2 separate regions of the Homo sapiens genome follow, and region 2 is linked to region 1. Evidence: read pairs that join two places in POLR2A ChIA-PET (ENCODE). Cell type or tissue: OCI-LY7. All regions are shown on one strand. Each heading gives the region's core, and the rest is flanking DNA. Links, peaks and the distances in the headings are about the cores only.

Region 1 (8,079 bases), core at 1,781-5,780:
TTGTTTTAATCTTAGTTGACTCTTGAATCACAAAAGTTAAATAGTCCAGAAAATAAATTTATTTGCAAAAAAGAACCACACATATTTATGAGAGAGAAACTTTCTATAAGACTCTAAGTTTAGAATATTGAGACTTCTATCTCTTGAACATGGTATCTCCATTTACTTTAATCTCCATTTTCTTTAATGTTTCGATAATACTTTATAAATTTGTTGACCGTTTTGAATTTTCTTAATTTATTCCTAGGTAATATTTTCTGATGCCACTGAAATGTTATCTGTGTCTTCACTTTTTTATGCTAAAATATTTTAAAGTCAATTAATATTACACACTTAAATATTTCGGGATAGACTGGGCATGGTGGCTCATGCCTGTTATCCCAGCACTTTGGGAGGCTGAGGCAAGAGGGTCACTTGAGCCCAGGAGTTTGAGACTAGCCTGGGCAACATAGTGAGACCATGTTCCTACAAAAAATTTTTAAAAAATTGCTGCCTGTGGTGGTGCACACCCATAGTCCCATTTACTTGGGAGGCTGAGGTGGGAGAATCACTTGAGCCCAGGAAGTGGAGGCTGCAATGAGCTTAGATTATGCCACTGTACTCCAGTCTGGGCAATAGAGCAATGTTAGAAAGAATGCTGAGTGCTGGAACTCTAATCCATTGCTATCAGAGAGGGAATAAAGTCCTTCTGAAAAAATAGTTTCATATGATACAGTAAAACTGAAGATCCATATAAGCTGATTTTCTCCACCACTGGCAGGTGTATACCTAACAGAAATGCACATGTGCACCAAGAGACACATGCAACAATATGCATATCAATATTGTTTATAACAGGAACAATTTGAGATAAATGTTTCTCAATATGAGAAAAAATAAACTATGATATGTAAGTGCATGGAATAATACACAGTAGTGTAAAAAGAACAAACTGCAGCTCTTGCAACAACATGGATCAATCTCAACAAATTTCATAACAAGAGATGCAAAGTCATATAGGGTAAGTGCTCATACACAGTTCAGAAGCAGTGCTTGCCACATTTTCAAATGGTGCAGCAAATATATATTTATATCCATCTATTGAGATATCAAGAAAACACGGCGAAAGGTTAATAATATTTGGGAATCTGGGTGAAGAATATGCAAAAATTCATTGAGCTATTTTGTTACCATTTTGTAGGTTTGAGATTTTTCAACATAAAAGGATAGGAAAGAGTTAAAAATCAGATTAAAGCTAATTTATATGGTTTTGGAGTACAAACATGGGTAGTAAAATGATAAGAAAATACCACAATTAAGGATAGTACCAACTCTGGGAAGAAGGATGAACTTTTGCTGAGGAAGAGCCTAGTAGGGGTCTTCTGGTGCTGGTCATTTCTTTACCTGAGTAAATGTGTGAGCTTTCCTTTATAATTATCTATTAAACAATCCATATGAATTATATGCATTTTTCATATACATATTTCACAGGAGAAGAAAGGTAAAAACAGTGTAATGAGGTATATAAAAATACTTTCAAAGAAAGATTGCTATCCACTTGTTAAACATTATTATTATTTTTTTTAAAAAACCCTGCATTTGCTTTGTAACAAGCGAAGTAAGGGGATTTTTGCTATGTGAGTTGTTTACCTGAGATAAATTTATCAAAGGCACTTACTGAGGACCAATTTTTGAGGCTACCAATATAATGTCATCTTACTTTTACATAAGGTAGTTCTTATACAGCTATCAATTCTGAATCTTGTTTAGTTTGGTAATACTAGGTAATAAATTCTTTTAAATAATCCCAGGCTGGAGTGCAGTGGTGTAGTCATGGCTCACTGCAACCTCTGCCTCCCGGGTTCAAGTGGTTCTCCAGCGTCAGCCTCCTGAGTAGCTGGGACTACAGGCACCCACCAGCACTCCTGGCTAATTTTTGTATTTTTAAATGAGATGGGGTTTTACCCTGTTAGCAAGGCTGATCTCCAACTCCTGACCTCAAGTGATCTACCTGCCTTGGCCTCCCAAAGTGCTGGGATTACAGGCATGAGCCACCACGCCTGGCCCAAAACTTGTTATATTTGAAGCCAGATGTATTCTGGTGTTTCTGAGGCCTGGAACGAACCACATTGCCCTTCTGGGAGCTAACCACAGAAACAAGCACCCTGCCCTTACTAGAGGGGAAATAATGCAGGGAAGACCAACAAACTACTCCCAGGAGTTGATGCTGTTTCTCATAGTGGTTTTAATTTTCAGTTCCCTAATGGCTAATGATGTTGAACATCTTTTCATATGCTTATTTGGCATCCTTGCATCTTTTTATCGTGAAGTATCTGTTCAGTCTTTTTCTCATTTTTAATTGTACGGTTTCTTTGGGAGTTTCGAAAGTTCTTTATATATTTGGAATGCTCATCCTTTGCCCTTAGGTGATTTGCAGTATTTTCTAATAATCTGTAACTTGTAATTTCTCTAAACAGTATTATTTGCAAAGTTAAAGTTTTAAATTTTGGTAAAGTTCAGTTCATTTTTTCTTTTATGAATTGTACTTTGGATGTCATCTCTAGGAACTCTGCCTAACTCTAAGTCATTAAGGTTTTCTCCCATGTTTTCTTCTAAAAGTTTTATAGCTCTATGTTTTACATTTACATCTATAATCCATTTTGAGTTGATTTTTATTTAAGGGGTGAGGTTTAGCTCAAAGTTTGTTTTTTGCATATATAGATGTCTAGTTATTCTAACAGCATTTGTTGAAAAGATTTTTTTTTTCCTCACTGAAATGCTTTTGCATCTTTTAAAAAAATCAGTTGGCCAGATTTGTATGGGTCTGTAGCTGGAAGAAATATATATATTAAGGAATCTGTATATATAGGTTCCAAGCAATGTCTTTATTTTTCTTTATTTAGGTGTTTGTTTTCATATTTTTGAATATCCCAGTCTTGAAAGATGATGTTTTGATTTTCTGAGACCTTTCCCTTCGTTTTTTAATTTAATTTTCTTTTTCTCGAGACAAGGGTGTTGCTCTGCCACCAAGGCTGGGGTGCAGTGGCGTGATCTCAGCTCACTGCAGCCTCCCTTCTGGATTCAAATGCCACCTGAGTAGCTGGGATTACAGGTGTGCACCACCATGCCCTGCTAATTTTTGTATTTTTAATAGAGGCGGGGTCTCACCATGTTGGCCAGTCTGGTGTTGAACCCCTGGCCTCATGTGATCTGCCCAACACAGCCTCCTGAAGTGCTGGGATTACAGGCATGAGCCACCGTGCCTGGCCTGTTTGTTTTTTTTAATTGATATGATGGCTATCTTAAAAAAGTCTCAAAGCAGGCTGGGTGCGGTGGCTCACGCCTGCAATCCCAGTGCTTTGAGAGGCTGAGGTGGGCAGATCACGAGGTCAGGAGATTGAGACCATCCTGGCTAACACGGAGAAACCCCATCTCTACTAAAAATACAAAAAATTAGCCAGGCGTGGTGGCAGGCGCCTGTAGTCCCAGCTACTCAGGAGGCTGAGGCAGGAGAATAGCGTGAACCTGGGAGGCGGAGCTTGCAGTTAGCCCAGATCACGCCATTGCACTCTAGCCTGGGCGACAGAGCGAGACTCCGTCTCAAAAAAAAAAAAAAAAAATCTCAAACTGTTTTCTGTCTTTTCTCTCCTAAAACATCTCTTTGTTCCTTTTTCTTTTTTAAGTGATAGAAAGGACTGACTTTTTAGTCACTGTTTTTACAGTTCAATAATTCGGTATCTTTCACTTTTTTTCTGTCTCTATTTTTCTGAACATGCCTATTTTCTCTTGCATTACTATACTGTTAATATGTAGACAGTGGATTAGAAGCTCAGTTCTTCCTCTTTTTTGATTCATAATATAGTTACTATTACTTCCTTATATAGATTGTGCCATTAGTTTTTAAAATTCTTGCTGTTGCATTATCATGTAGTAAAAATAATTTCAACATTCACCTACGGGAATGAGGAAAAGGTGCTGTGTATTTTGTTTTATCCAAGCACGAAGGATCTTTGCTTTGAGTTGTCTTCCTTACAATATCCTATAAAATACATAATCTGAAGTGAGTTGCTAAGATTACTGTTTACTTTGTGCTGAAATAAACCTAGAACCTAAATTATTTGCTTCTTATTGTAGCACTGCCTTCTTAGAATTGAAACTCTAAAAATCATGGAATTAATGTGAAGTTTTTAATGCAGAGGACAGATTATAGAAATTTTCTTTGTACACTATCACTCAAACGTTTGCTGTAGTTTTGAGAATAATATTGTTACTGAAGTGGTGACCCAGTAATTTTTAGTTCACCAGAAAACATTTATAGAGTAAGTGTAGGGTACAGAGGTGTAGAATTAGCCATGTGTGGATGGGACAGAGGAGAGAGATTCTGCCCCTAGACAGCTTCTCCTATTTGTGTGTGGAAATTCATGGATATTTGTAAAGCAGTTCATTAGTAGTTGAACACTCAGTAATTGGATATTTTAAAGTGTTGGAGTACTGACAAGATAAGAACAAATAGACAGTGAAGGAGTGAATCCCTGTCTCTGAATGAGTTGAATTCTGGGCAGTCCTTTTAGACAACTTAGAAAAAGGAAGGGTAGAGTAAAGGAATTGATATGTTGACATTGGAAAGCATTTTTTTTAAAAAAATTAAACTTTAAGTTCTGGGATACATGTGCAGAATGTGCAGGTTTGTTACATAGGTATACATGTGCCATGGTGGTTTGCTGCAACCATCAACCCGTCTTATACATTAAGTATTTATCCTGATGCTATCCCTCCTGTAGCCATCCCCTACCCCTCGACAGGCCCCAGTGTGTGATGTTCCCCTCCCTGTGTCAATGTGTTCTCATTGTTCAACTCCCACTTATGAGTGGGAACATGCAGTGTTTGGTTTTCTGTTCCTGTGTTACTTTGCTGAGAATGATGGGTTCCAACTTCATCCATGTCCCTGCAAAGGACATGAACTCATCCATTTTTATGGCTGCATAGTATTCAATGATGTATATGTGCCACATTTTCTTTATCCAGTCTATCATTGATGGGCATTTAGGTTGGTTCCAAGTCTTTGCTGTTGTGAATAGTGCCGCAATAAACATACTTGTGCATGTGTCTTTATAGTAGAATGATATATAATCTGTTGGGTATATACCCAGTAATGAGATTGCTGGGTCAAATGGTATTTCTGGTTCTAGATCCTTGAGGAATTGCCACACTGTCTTCCACAATGGTTGAACTAATTTACACTCCCACCAACAGTGTAAAAGCATTCCTATTTCTCCACATCCTCTCCAGCATCTGTTGTTTCCTGACTTTTTAATGATTGTCATTCTATCTGGCATGAGATGGTATCTCATTGTGGTTTTAATTTGCATTTCTCTAATGCCCATTGATGATGAGCATTTTTTCATATGTTTGTTGGCCACATAAATGTCTTTTTTTGAGAAGTGTCTGTTCATATCCTTTGCCCAGTTTTTGATGGGGTTGTTTGTTTTTTTCTTGTAAATTTAAGTTCCTTGTAGATTCTGGATATTAGCCCTTTGTCAGAGGGATAGATTACAAAAATTTTCTCCTATTCTGTAGGTTGCCTATTCACTCTGATGATAGTTTCTTTTGCTGTGCAGAAGCTCTTTAGTTTAATTAGATCCCCTTTGTCAATTTTGGCTTTGTTGCCATTGCTTTTGGTGTTTTAGTCATGAAGTCTTTGCCCATGCCTGTGTCCTGAATGGTATTGCCTAGGTTTTCTTCTATGGTTTTTATGGTTTTAGGTCTAACGTTTAAGTCTTTAACCCATCTTGAGTTAATTTTTGTATAAAGAGTAAAGAAGGGGTCCATTTTGAGTTTTCTGCTTATGGCTAGCCAGTTTTCCCAACACCATTTACTAAGTAGGGAATCCTTCCCCCATTGCTTTTTTCAGGTTTGTCAAAGATCAGATGGTTGTAGATGTGTGGCGTTATTTCTGAGGCCTCTGTTCTGTCCCTTGGGTTTGTATATGTGTTTTGGTACCAGTACCATGCTGTTTTGGTTTACTGTGCCTTGTAGTATAGTTTGAAGTCAGGTAGCGTGATGCCTCCAGCTTTGTTCTTTTGCTTAGGATTGACTAGGCTATGCAGGCTCTTTTTTGATTACGTATGAAATTTAAAGTAGTTTTTTCTAATTCTGTGAAGAAAGTCAATGGTAGCTTGATGGGAATAACATTGAATCTATAAATTACTTTGAGCAGTATGGCCATTTTCACGTTAATGATTCTTCTTATCCATGAGCATGGAATGTTTTTCCATTTATTTGTGTGGTCTCTTATTTCCTTGAGCAGTGGTTTGTAGTTCTCCTTGAAGAGGTCCTTCACATCTGTTGTAAGTTGTAGTCCTAGGTATTTTATTTCCTTTATAGCAATTGTGAATGGGAATTCACTCATTATTTGGCTGTTTATCTATTATTGGTGTATGGAAATGCTTGTGATTTTTGCACATTGGTTTTGTATCCTGAGATTTTGCTGAAGTTGCTTATCAGCTTAAGGAGATTTTGGGCAGAGTCGATGGGGTTTTCCAAATGTACAATTATGTCATCTGCAAACAGAGACAATTTGACTTCCTCTCTTCCTATTTGAATACCGTTTATTTGTTTCTCTTGCCTGATTGCCCTGGCCAGAACTTCCAATACTCTGTTGAATAGGAGTGGTGAGAGAGGGCATCTTTGTCTTATGTCAGTTTTCAAAGGGAATGCTTCCAGCTTTTGGTCATTCAATATGATACAGGCTGTGGTTTTGTCATAAACAGCTCATAATATTTTGAGATACGTCCCATCAATGCCTGGTTTATTGAGAGTTTTTAGCATGAAGAGATGTTGAATTTTATTGAAGGCCTTTTCTGCATCATTTGAGATAATCATGTGGTTTTTGTCATGGTTCTGTTTATGTAATGGATTACATTTGTTGATTTGCATATGTTGAACCAGCCTTGTATCCCAGGGATGAAGCTGACTTGATCATGGTGGATAAGCTTGTCGGTGTGCTGCTGGATTCGGTTTGCCAGTATATTATTGAGGATTTTCACATTCATGTTCATCGGGGTTATTGGCCTGAAATTTTCTTTTTTTGTTGTGTCTCTGCCAGGTTTTGGTATCAGGATGATGTTGGCCTCATAAAATGAATTACGGAGGAGCCCCTCTTTTTCTATTGTTTGGAATAGTTTCAGAAGGAATGGTACCAGCTCCTCTTTGTACCTCTGGTAGAATTCGGCTGTGAATCCGTCTGGTACTGGGCCTTTTTTGGTTTGTAGGCTATTAATTACTTCCTCAATTTCAGAGCCTGTTATTGGTCTATTCAGAGATTCACCTTCTTCCTGGTTTAGTCTTGGGAGGGTGTATGGGTCCAGGAATTTATCCATTTCCTCTACATTTTCTTGTTTATTTGCATAGAGGTGTTTATAGTATTCTCTGATAGTAGTTTGTATTTCTGTGGGTTCAGTGGTGATATCCCCTTTATCACTTTTTATTGTGTCTGTTTGATTCTTCTCTCTTTTCTTCTTTATTTGTCTGGCTAGTGGTCTATTTTGTTAACCTTTTCAAAACATCAGCTCCTAAATTAATTGTGTTTTTGGGGGGTTTTTTTGTGTCTCTTTCTCCTTCATTTCTGCTCGTAGTTATTTCTTGTCTTCTGCTAGCGTTTGAATTTGTTTGCTCTTCTCTAGTTCTTTTAATTGTGATGTTAGCATGTCTATTTTAGATCTTTCCTGCTTTCTCCTGTTGGCATTTAGTGCTATAAATATGCGTCTAAAACACTGCTTTAGCTGTGTCCCAGAGATTCCGGTACGTTGTGTATTTGCTTTCATCAGTTTCAAAGAACTTATTTATTTCTCCCTTAATTTCGTTTTGTAACCAGTAGTCATTCAGGAGCAGGTTGTTCAGTTTCCATGTAGTTGTGCGGTTTTGAATGAGTTTCTTAATCCTGAGTTCTAATTTGATTGCACTGTGATCTGAGAGACTATGATGATTTCCATTTTTTTACATTTGCTGAGGAGTGTTTTACTTCCAATTATGTGGTCAATTTTAGAATAAGTGCGATGTGTTGCTCAGAAGAATGTATATTCTTTTGATTTGGGGTGGAGA
Region 2 (8,079 bases), core at 2,224-6,223, 180 kb after region 1:
CACAAGAGCTTAAGACTAAAAATTGCACAAATAGTCAAAGTTCAAGTGAGTGTTTAGAAAGTAAACACTGTAAGATCCTGAATCATAAGGCTACTTATGAACACAGTATTCCCACCTACACTGAATAAACCGGGAGGGACAGTCACACAGGAGAAAAGGGCCAGTTGCTGGAAATTCTTGTTCGTGTTAACCACAGGCAGGGAAAGCCTCACATGAGCAGCTTTCTCAAGATGATGGCGTCTGTGTCAATGGTTCAGAATTAAAACTCTCCCTGCTTCATAACCCAGCCATACCCTTAGAGGCGGACAAAGAGCAAGCTGGGCAACTATTCTGTTAGGGGACCACAATCTCAACCAGAGCAGCTTCATCTTTCAGGAACAGAAGCCACAAAGATGTGATCCAAATGGGCCCTAACTTTCTTTGCCAGAAAGTAATCTTTCCTTGCCTCCAAAGTCTACCCAGCCCCGTGTTTGCCAAAGAGGTTAACATTTTTCATCTCAGCTATTAATTCCACTCACACTACTGCCAATTAACAGTACGACTAATTTTGAGTTTAAAGTCTGTCTCAGAAAGTGTCACGTATTGTGGCAACAATCTTTTAAACTTACTCCAGAGACATTTCAATCAATACTAACCTAGAGCTGAGAGCCATTTCACTGTGAGCTCAGAGACGTTCATCTAAATAAAAGTCAAACTACACTTGAAACTAATGGCACTTCTGTATTCATGGGTACAGCCTGAATTAAAAGCAATTTGTCCAGAGATTATGTTACCATAAAGACTGAAGGTGGTAATGCTTTAAACCGCATATTGAACTCAAGTGTGAGCTTGTCTGTGCCTGGGGGTATTTGTTAATGGGTACCCAGAAATCCCAACTTAGACTTGAGAAAGAAAATCTAGAAATTGAGAGAATTCTCCCACATTAGAAAAAGGACTTAATAGACTGAGATTTTCTTCTATTTTGAGCAGATTATCATAAAAAGGGGGATGGAAATATTGTTTCTGGGTGTAAAGATACTGGGAGTTTACGATGACTGTAACTTTTGTATCATCATAGGTAACAGGAGTTGTGAAGCAGGAAGGGATATTAGAGAAATACTCAGAAACCACAAAGGCAAGAGCTTAGAGGACAAGCAAGTAAGAGAGGGCTGGTGAGCCTGCCCTGTGTGTAACAAGGCTGACACGGAAGTGCCTGCCGCACACCTAAAGGGGCATTTGCTTCTTGTCCCCCGAAACAAGGGCCAGTGCAGACCCGTCTTCTCAGAGGCTCACGATCTGAATTCATGTTTTGTTTGGCCCATTCAGGGTTGCTTTATTACTTAAAAAAAAAAAAAAAACTGAAAAGATTTCACATATCTGCAGGCCCCATTTGGCTTGAGGATCGCCAGTTTTTGCCTCTGATCTGGGCCACTGACTCTTGAGGCCATTAGGTTCAAAGGGAACATATGTTTCTGGCTTACACATGTGGCCTGGATAGAGCTAGGGCTCACCAGGTCTTACGCAATTAAACTGATGGCTCGGTTTGGGACTATCTGAAATGAGATAACTTCCCTCACTTCCCACCCAGCAAGTATCCAAAGTCTTCAGCAACTTGGTATAAAACCATTTAAGTCACAACACCCTTGGGTTTGTCTTTCCCTTAAAGAGCAGACAAAATGTATTCACATTTCAAAAATGTTATAAAAATTTTGCTTTTTAGGTAAGGCTACTTGAGCAAAGGGTCTTCCATTCCAGTACTATCTAGAAGCCTAGCAGTATCAGGACTTAACACTGAGATGCCAACAAGCAGCAACAGAGATGAACACACTTAGAAGTGGAAACGTTAAGTTTTCACGGGGTCAGCTGGAATTAACTAGAAAAGCCACCTATCAACATTCAAGTGTTAGGGTGCTACCCAGAAAGGGTAACTCTCCTCTCAGAGCACCTGTTGGCAAAAAAGAAGACAGCCACCAAGGCTCACGTCCCTTTCTGCTGTGGACAAGGGGCTGTTCTGGTTTTTAAGTCTGAGAAGCAAGTGGGCCTAAAGAGTGGAGCCAGCTGTAGATCCTCAATAGGTTTATTGGGAAATAAGGAAAATAGTTACCACATTCTCCCCAGGAACTACAATATGAAATAAAATCCTCAGAGACACTTTCTTGTTGGCCCAATTCAAGAAGACAAACTCTGAGCATAATTTTTTTTTTTTTTTTTTTTTTTTTGAGACGAGTCTTGCTCTGTCGCCCAGGCTGGAGTGTAGTGGCATGATCTTGGCCCACTGTGACCTCCACCTCTTGTTTTCAAGCAATTCTCCTACCTCAGCCTCCAGAGTAGCTGGGATTACAGGTGCCTGCCACCATGCCCGGCTAATTTTTTTGTATTTTTAGTAGAGACAGGGTTTCACCATGTTGGCCAGGCTGGTTTCAAACTCCTGACCTCAGGTGATCCACCTGCCTCAGCCTCCCAAAGTGCTAGGATTACAGGTGTGAGCCACCGTGCCCGGCCTGAGCATAATTTTTTTAATGTGGTAAAATACATATAACATAAAATTTGCCTTTGTAACCATTTTTAAGTGTACTCTTCAGTGGCACCGAGTACCTTCACACTGTTGTGCAACCATCACCACCGTCCATCTCCAGAACTTTAGAAGTTTCTCAACATCCCAAACTGAAAGTCTGTACTCACTGAACACTAGCTCCTCATTCCCCTCTGTCCTAGCCCCTGGCAACCACCATTCTACTTCTGTCTCTAAGAATCTGACTACTCTTAAGTACCTCATGTTGGTAGATTATAGAATATTTGTCCTTTTGTGAGTGGCTTAATTCACTTAACATAATGTCTTCAAGATTCATCCATGTTGTCACATGTGTCAGAATTTCATTTTTTTTAGAGACAGGGTCTCACTCTGTCACCCAGGCTGGAATGCAGTGGTGCAGTCATGGCTCACTGCAGCCTCAAACTCTTGGGCTCAAGTGATCCTCCTGTTTCAGCCTCCCAAGTAGCTGGGAGTACAGGCACACACACCACCACACCTGGCTAAATTTTACTTTTTTAGTAGACATGGTGGGGGGAGGGTCTCCCTATATTGCCCAGGCTAGTCTTGAACTCCTGGCCTGAAGCAATCCTCCCACCTCAGCCTCCCAAAGTGATAGGATTACCGGAGTAAGCCACTGCACCTGGCAGAATTTCATTTCTTTTTAAGGCTAACTAATATTCCCATGTATGTATATACCACATTTTGTGTATCCATTCATCACAGATGACATTTGGGTTGTTCCTCCTTTTGGCTATTGTGAATGATGTTGCTATCAACATTGCCATTTTTTTTCCAAATTTTTAAAATTACTTAGTTTTTTCAAGACTTTTCACTGCTTACTGATAACACGCATTTCTCAGTAATTAAGAAAATACACTTAGCCCAAGAGCTCTGCAGCAAGCAGCGTGAATTCCCATCTGAGATCCCAAGAACAATCAAAGAGTTAATCAGTGAAAATCTTTAATGAGGCCTTTCTTTCAGGTGGCAGCTGACATGCACACACATCTAAAGCATCTCACTTATTTCTATGAACACGATCGCCCTGTACCAGGCCTGACATCTGAATGTGTCTTCAGTTGAAGGTTTCAAATTCTCCTGTCAAAACAATTCATCTGTCAGTAGGAAAGATGCTGTCAAAAGCATTTCTGCACCTTTCAGTAGCAAAGAGGAGAGGAAAGAAACCTCGGAGAATTTAGTTACTGCCAATTGCAGCTTTAATTAAACATTCTGTCAGCCATTGTCATAACACAAATTTTCCCTGCTCTTGCACAAAGGGTGCGCAGATCTCTGAACAACTGAGCCCAGCAATAGATGTTCTTTCAGCTAATCTGCTGAAAGATGACCGTTCAGCCCACCGTTCGCTGAACACACAAGAGGCACCTCTGCAGAGGACAGCTCAAGTTTTATCCAGGCGTGTCTGAAAAGCAAACTGTTTACCAGTGCACAACAACAGTTTGCTCGCTGAGCACGTTTCCTAACAAGTCCCCTTGCCCCAACCCCAAGGAATCCGAAGAGCTAAAGTCCTTCAATAGCTGCAAAATCCCCACCACTATCTAAATCTGTGCTGTCCAATTTAGTAGCCACTGGCTATTTACATGTATATTTAAATGAAATTAAAATTACATAAAATTAAGAATTCAGTTCCTTGGCCACACTAGCTATTTTTTTTTTTTTTTTTTTTTGAGATGGAGTCTCGCTCTGTCGCCCAGGCTGGCGTGCAGCGGTGCATCTCCGCTCACTACAAGCTCCGTCTCCTGGGTTCACACCATTCTCCTGCCTCAGCCTCCCCAGTAGCTGGGACTACAGTCACCTGCCACCACGCCCAGCTAATTTTTTGTATTTTTTAAGTAGAGACAGGGTTTCACCGTGTTAGCCAGGATGGTCTTGATCTCCTGACCTCGTGATGTGCCCGCCTCGGCCTCCCAAAGTGCTGGGATTACAGGCGTGAGCCACCACGCCCAGCCCACATTAGCTATATTTCAAGTGTTCAACAGTACCACGTGGCTAGTGGCTATCAAAATGTACAATGCAGACAGAGGTTATTTCTATCAGCACTGAAATTTCTATTAAACTGTGCTGTGTCTGAATTACAAAATAACCAACGAATATATCTATATCATGAAATAATCCACAAACATTTCAAGTTAAATGTCACCTACAGAAGCAACTTGAATCTAAAACACAAATCTGAGCTACCCAATAACTCGAGAACTATGTAAAAGGCTGTGGTGAGGGATGGACACTGATATTAACACAAGTCCTTTGAGCACACAAAAAGTTCTGAACCATCTCAACAAGGGAAAGAGCCTTCAAAAACTGAAGTTATGAGGAAGACATTCTTAATAAAAACTGCCCTCAGAGTATAATTCTATAGGCTTAAACGGTATTTATCTAATCTGACAAGCACCTTCCTGGATTACAACCAGAACCACATATTACAAACTTGGCAAATGTTATTCAAAGCTGGTGAACAGTAATTCATTGACTCCTTGGAAGTTGAGGGATAAAAAGTTGTTTACTTTTGAGTAAGCTGTGGTGAGGAAACAACCCCACTTCGTTAGACAACAGAATTATCACTTCATCCCCAAAAGCAAGCATTGCTCACAGACCACTGACGAACACAGACAAAATCTCTCACTGTGAAGAGGAGCGCAACCCATGGCTCCATTTTTCAACATTAACAGAATAATTCAAAGTGGAAGGAATTGGTCCTAAATCCGTGACAAGCATTCCCTGAAGAATGAGGTTTTCATACTTGGTTTGGTTTCCAGGCTAGCCTATTTCCCATTACTCAATTCTGTCTGGACTCCTGAGCGCCACAGTATTTTGCATATTTTAAGCTTTCAGATGTTTGCTAAACTGCATTAATACAGCTGGAAAGTAAGTGTGAGGCAATCCAACAACCCAACTTCTGAGCACCAGTGGGCACCCAGCTCTGGCCTGGGAGCCGTGGGCTCTGGCGATTCATCTCTTTCTCAACCTCAGAACGTGCACTGTCAGCCACTCGTTAAAAAATTGCCTGCTTGGGACTCACCAGAAAAAGGTGGAAAAAGGTGATTCGTCCTTTCAAAATTTCAGCGGGTGCAAATAAGGAAGAACATGCAACAATGTTTAAGTTATTTAATCCTTTAAGCTTTTAAGACTGTTTCTGCTGCATTTTTACTTTCTGAGGAATTACATAGTACACATCAAGCTCCAATGAAATCACCACATTATGTTCCCATGTTGTAAGGTTTTATAAAAGAGAATAAGACTTCGTTCAAATCCCAGAATATTAGATGTTCTTACCTTTTTTTGTATTGTGATGCTTCCCCTTGTTAACCAAAAACCACAACTGAACAAGCGGATAATGCACATTAAAGGCTTATATTAAGATGACAAAATTGTATCTTGAACTGGAATCATTCCTCTAGTATCCTATCCAAGGATCTCCACTCAGGAGAAGGTTCTGTACTTGCTGCTACCTCTCTTCAGTAAGCTAAGCAGCCACATATTCCCTATGGCAAAAGAACATATTCTGCAAATAATCAAATGAAAAAAATCACTCAGATCTCAACATGATACAAATAGCTCATTTTGTAAGCTTTTGGGCAGTTGTATCTCACAAAGTCAGTAATGAGTCACCAGTTATTTCCATTTCTGAAAATTTTACATAGACCATTATCTATGCAAATAAGGGAAACCTACAGTGACTCAAAATAGGAGATACTATATACATACAGCTATATATGGACCCAGACTCATTGCCTATTTTTACTCCTTAAAAATCAGCTATAATAATCAGTGTGGGCCTCTGAAGTCTAACGCCCGTGACGTTAACTGAGAGAAGAAACTCATGCCTACCTCTGTGATCCCATAAGGTCTTACATGTGCTTCTCGGCCTTACTAGTTCACACATGTCATCCTGGTCTGTAGCTAATTTGAGTACAAGTCTACATCTTTTCCCTCTAGCACCCAACAAATGTCAAATTTGACAAATATTTATTGTCTACAAGGTATACTGCACTGTGATAAACTGATAACAAATTAGGATAAGATCTAGTCTGTGACTTGAAGTGGTTTACAACCCACTGGTCAAGTTAAGACTCCTGGCCGGGTGTGGTGGTTCACGCCTATAAATCTCAGCACTTTCGGAGGCTAAAGTCGGGGAATCACTTTAGGCCTGGAATTTGAGACCAGCCTGGGCAACATAGTGAGACCCTGTCCCTACCAAAAAAAAAAAAAAAAAAAGAATACTGACCAAATAACACAGCCAAAGGCTCTGACACTTGCAAGCATTCTGTAATGGTAGATCAGTAGCTACAAATTGGTAGTTTGTGGGTACAAAGCTGGGCTGCAGGGAAACTTGCTTGTTTCTGACTGAACAGTGTTGGTAGAAACCTAAAGTTTTCACCAAAAACTAAAGTTTCAGCTTTTCTTGAAAATAATCGGAGGGCCAGCATTCCTAACAGAAACAATCAACTACATGCATTTACCAAGCATTCCAATGACCACAGACCTCACCACTCCTTATTGTCTCACCCATGCCCTCTTTATTCACCGGCAGTATCTTCCCAGCCCGAGATCTGAGTTTGTCATCCCTAGCATGGATAACATGAATGAAGGCCAGATGGCGTCCAGAGCAGGAAAGATCAGCTGTAATGAGAAACGTTTATTGAAAATGCAAGATTTCAGCTAAGCCTAGAAGAAGAGCATGTTTTTTTGAAGAGGAGTCCTGGGAAACGAGGCCAGAAAAGTAAAATAAGGAATGGAGGGCATGGAGTAAAATAAGCAAACAAAAAGGCCAAGAAGTCAGGACCTCCTAGAAAGGAAAGGGCAAGACACAAATGGTTTTACAGCAAAGTTGAGAAGAATAGCCCCATGCTGCCAGACCCACAACCCACCAGGCGGTTAAGTCAAGGGTTATATAAACCTTAGCAAACCCCAGTGCCAGGTCCCTCACGAACATTAATCTATGGGGCCATTAAAGTTGATTTCCATAAGAACAGAGTATCGCCTTGTTCATTTACTTAAAAGTTCTGAACTAGATAATCAAGAGGCCCAATTTGTTTTCTCACCATCACTGAAGGCAGTTAGCATTTGCTTTCTATACTACCCCTTAAAATGGGAGATTCTAGGATCTTTCCTACCAAAAATCTTAGTTTGGCCAAAAAGAAACAAAATAATTAGCTATAATGGGTTTTGTTTTGTTTTACTTTAAGCAGTCTCATCTTTAGTGCAGTTTAGTACTGAGGAAAGCCCACAAATTTCCCATAATAGTCTCTTGTTAATATGGTATGTGCATCATTAACCCCTAAAGATTAATTAATTTAATTAAGAAGAGGCGCTCCAACACACCAGCTCTGCAGTTGGTGGGGACTTTACAAGCAAAAGGAATTTGGGCAGGGAATAGCTGCTGCCAGAGGCTGACCCTCCCACAGACCTGCCACAAAGGGAATATCACCATGGCCACCCCAGCAGGCAAGAGGTGCCTACAGCCACCATTTGGCTTTGCTATTAGAGAAGTGCTTTGCAGAGGCTTGGAAATGGGGAGCGGGAAGAGATGGGTCAGAAGTCTGGTCATTCAG

What was found. ChIA-PET counts read pairs that join two places held together with the same protein. Peaks named below come from ENCODE experiments on the same cell type or tissue, not always from the same donor. Only the 100,000 strongest peaks of a DNase experiment are listed, where the experiment ranks them.
Region 2: POLR2A ChIA-PET joins it to region 1 with 8 read pairs; 2 of 35 experiments call an interaction of 5 or more read pairs at or near these places.

The regions. Positions count from the first base shown.
Region 1 is chr3:66,283,715-66,291,793 of GRCh38, forward strand. All of the region lies in intron 5 of SLC25A26 (solute carrier family 25 member 26), which reads left to right. Among named protein-coding and RNA genes, the nearest start is that of SLC25A26, 67 kb to the left of the region's middle. In OCI-LY7, for the core only: no CTCF peak of the experiment used is centred there; no DNase peak of the experiment used is centred there; H3K4me3 peaks cover 412 bases; H3K27ac peaks cover 2,147 bases.
Region 2 is chr3:66,463,185-66,471,263 of GRCh38, forward strand. All of the region lies in intron 1 of LRIG1 (leucine rich repeats and immunoglobulin like domains 1), which reads right to left. Among named protein-coding and RNA genes, the nearest start is that of LRIG1, 34 kb to the right of the region's middle. RefSeq lists an enhancer at 1-109 and a cis regulatory region at 31-44. In OCI-LY7, for the core only: no CTCF peak of the experiment used is centred there; no DNase peak of the experiment used is centred there; H3K4me3 peaks cover 30 bases; H3K27ac peaks cover 112 bases.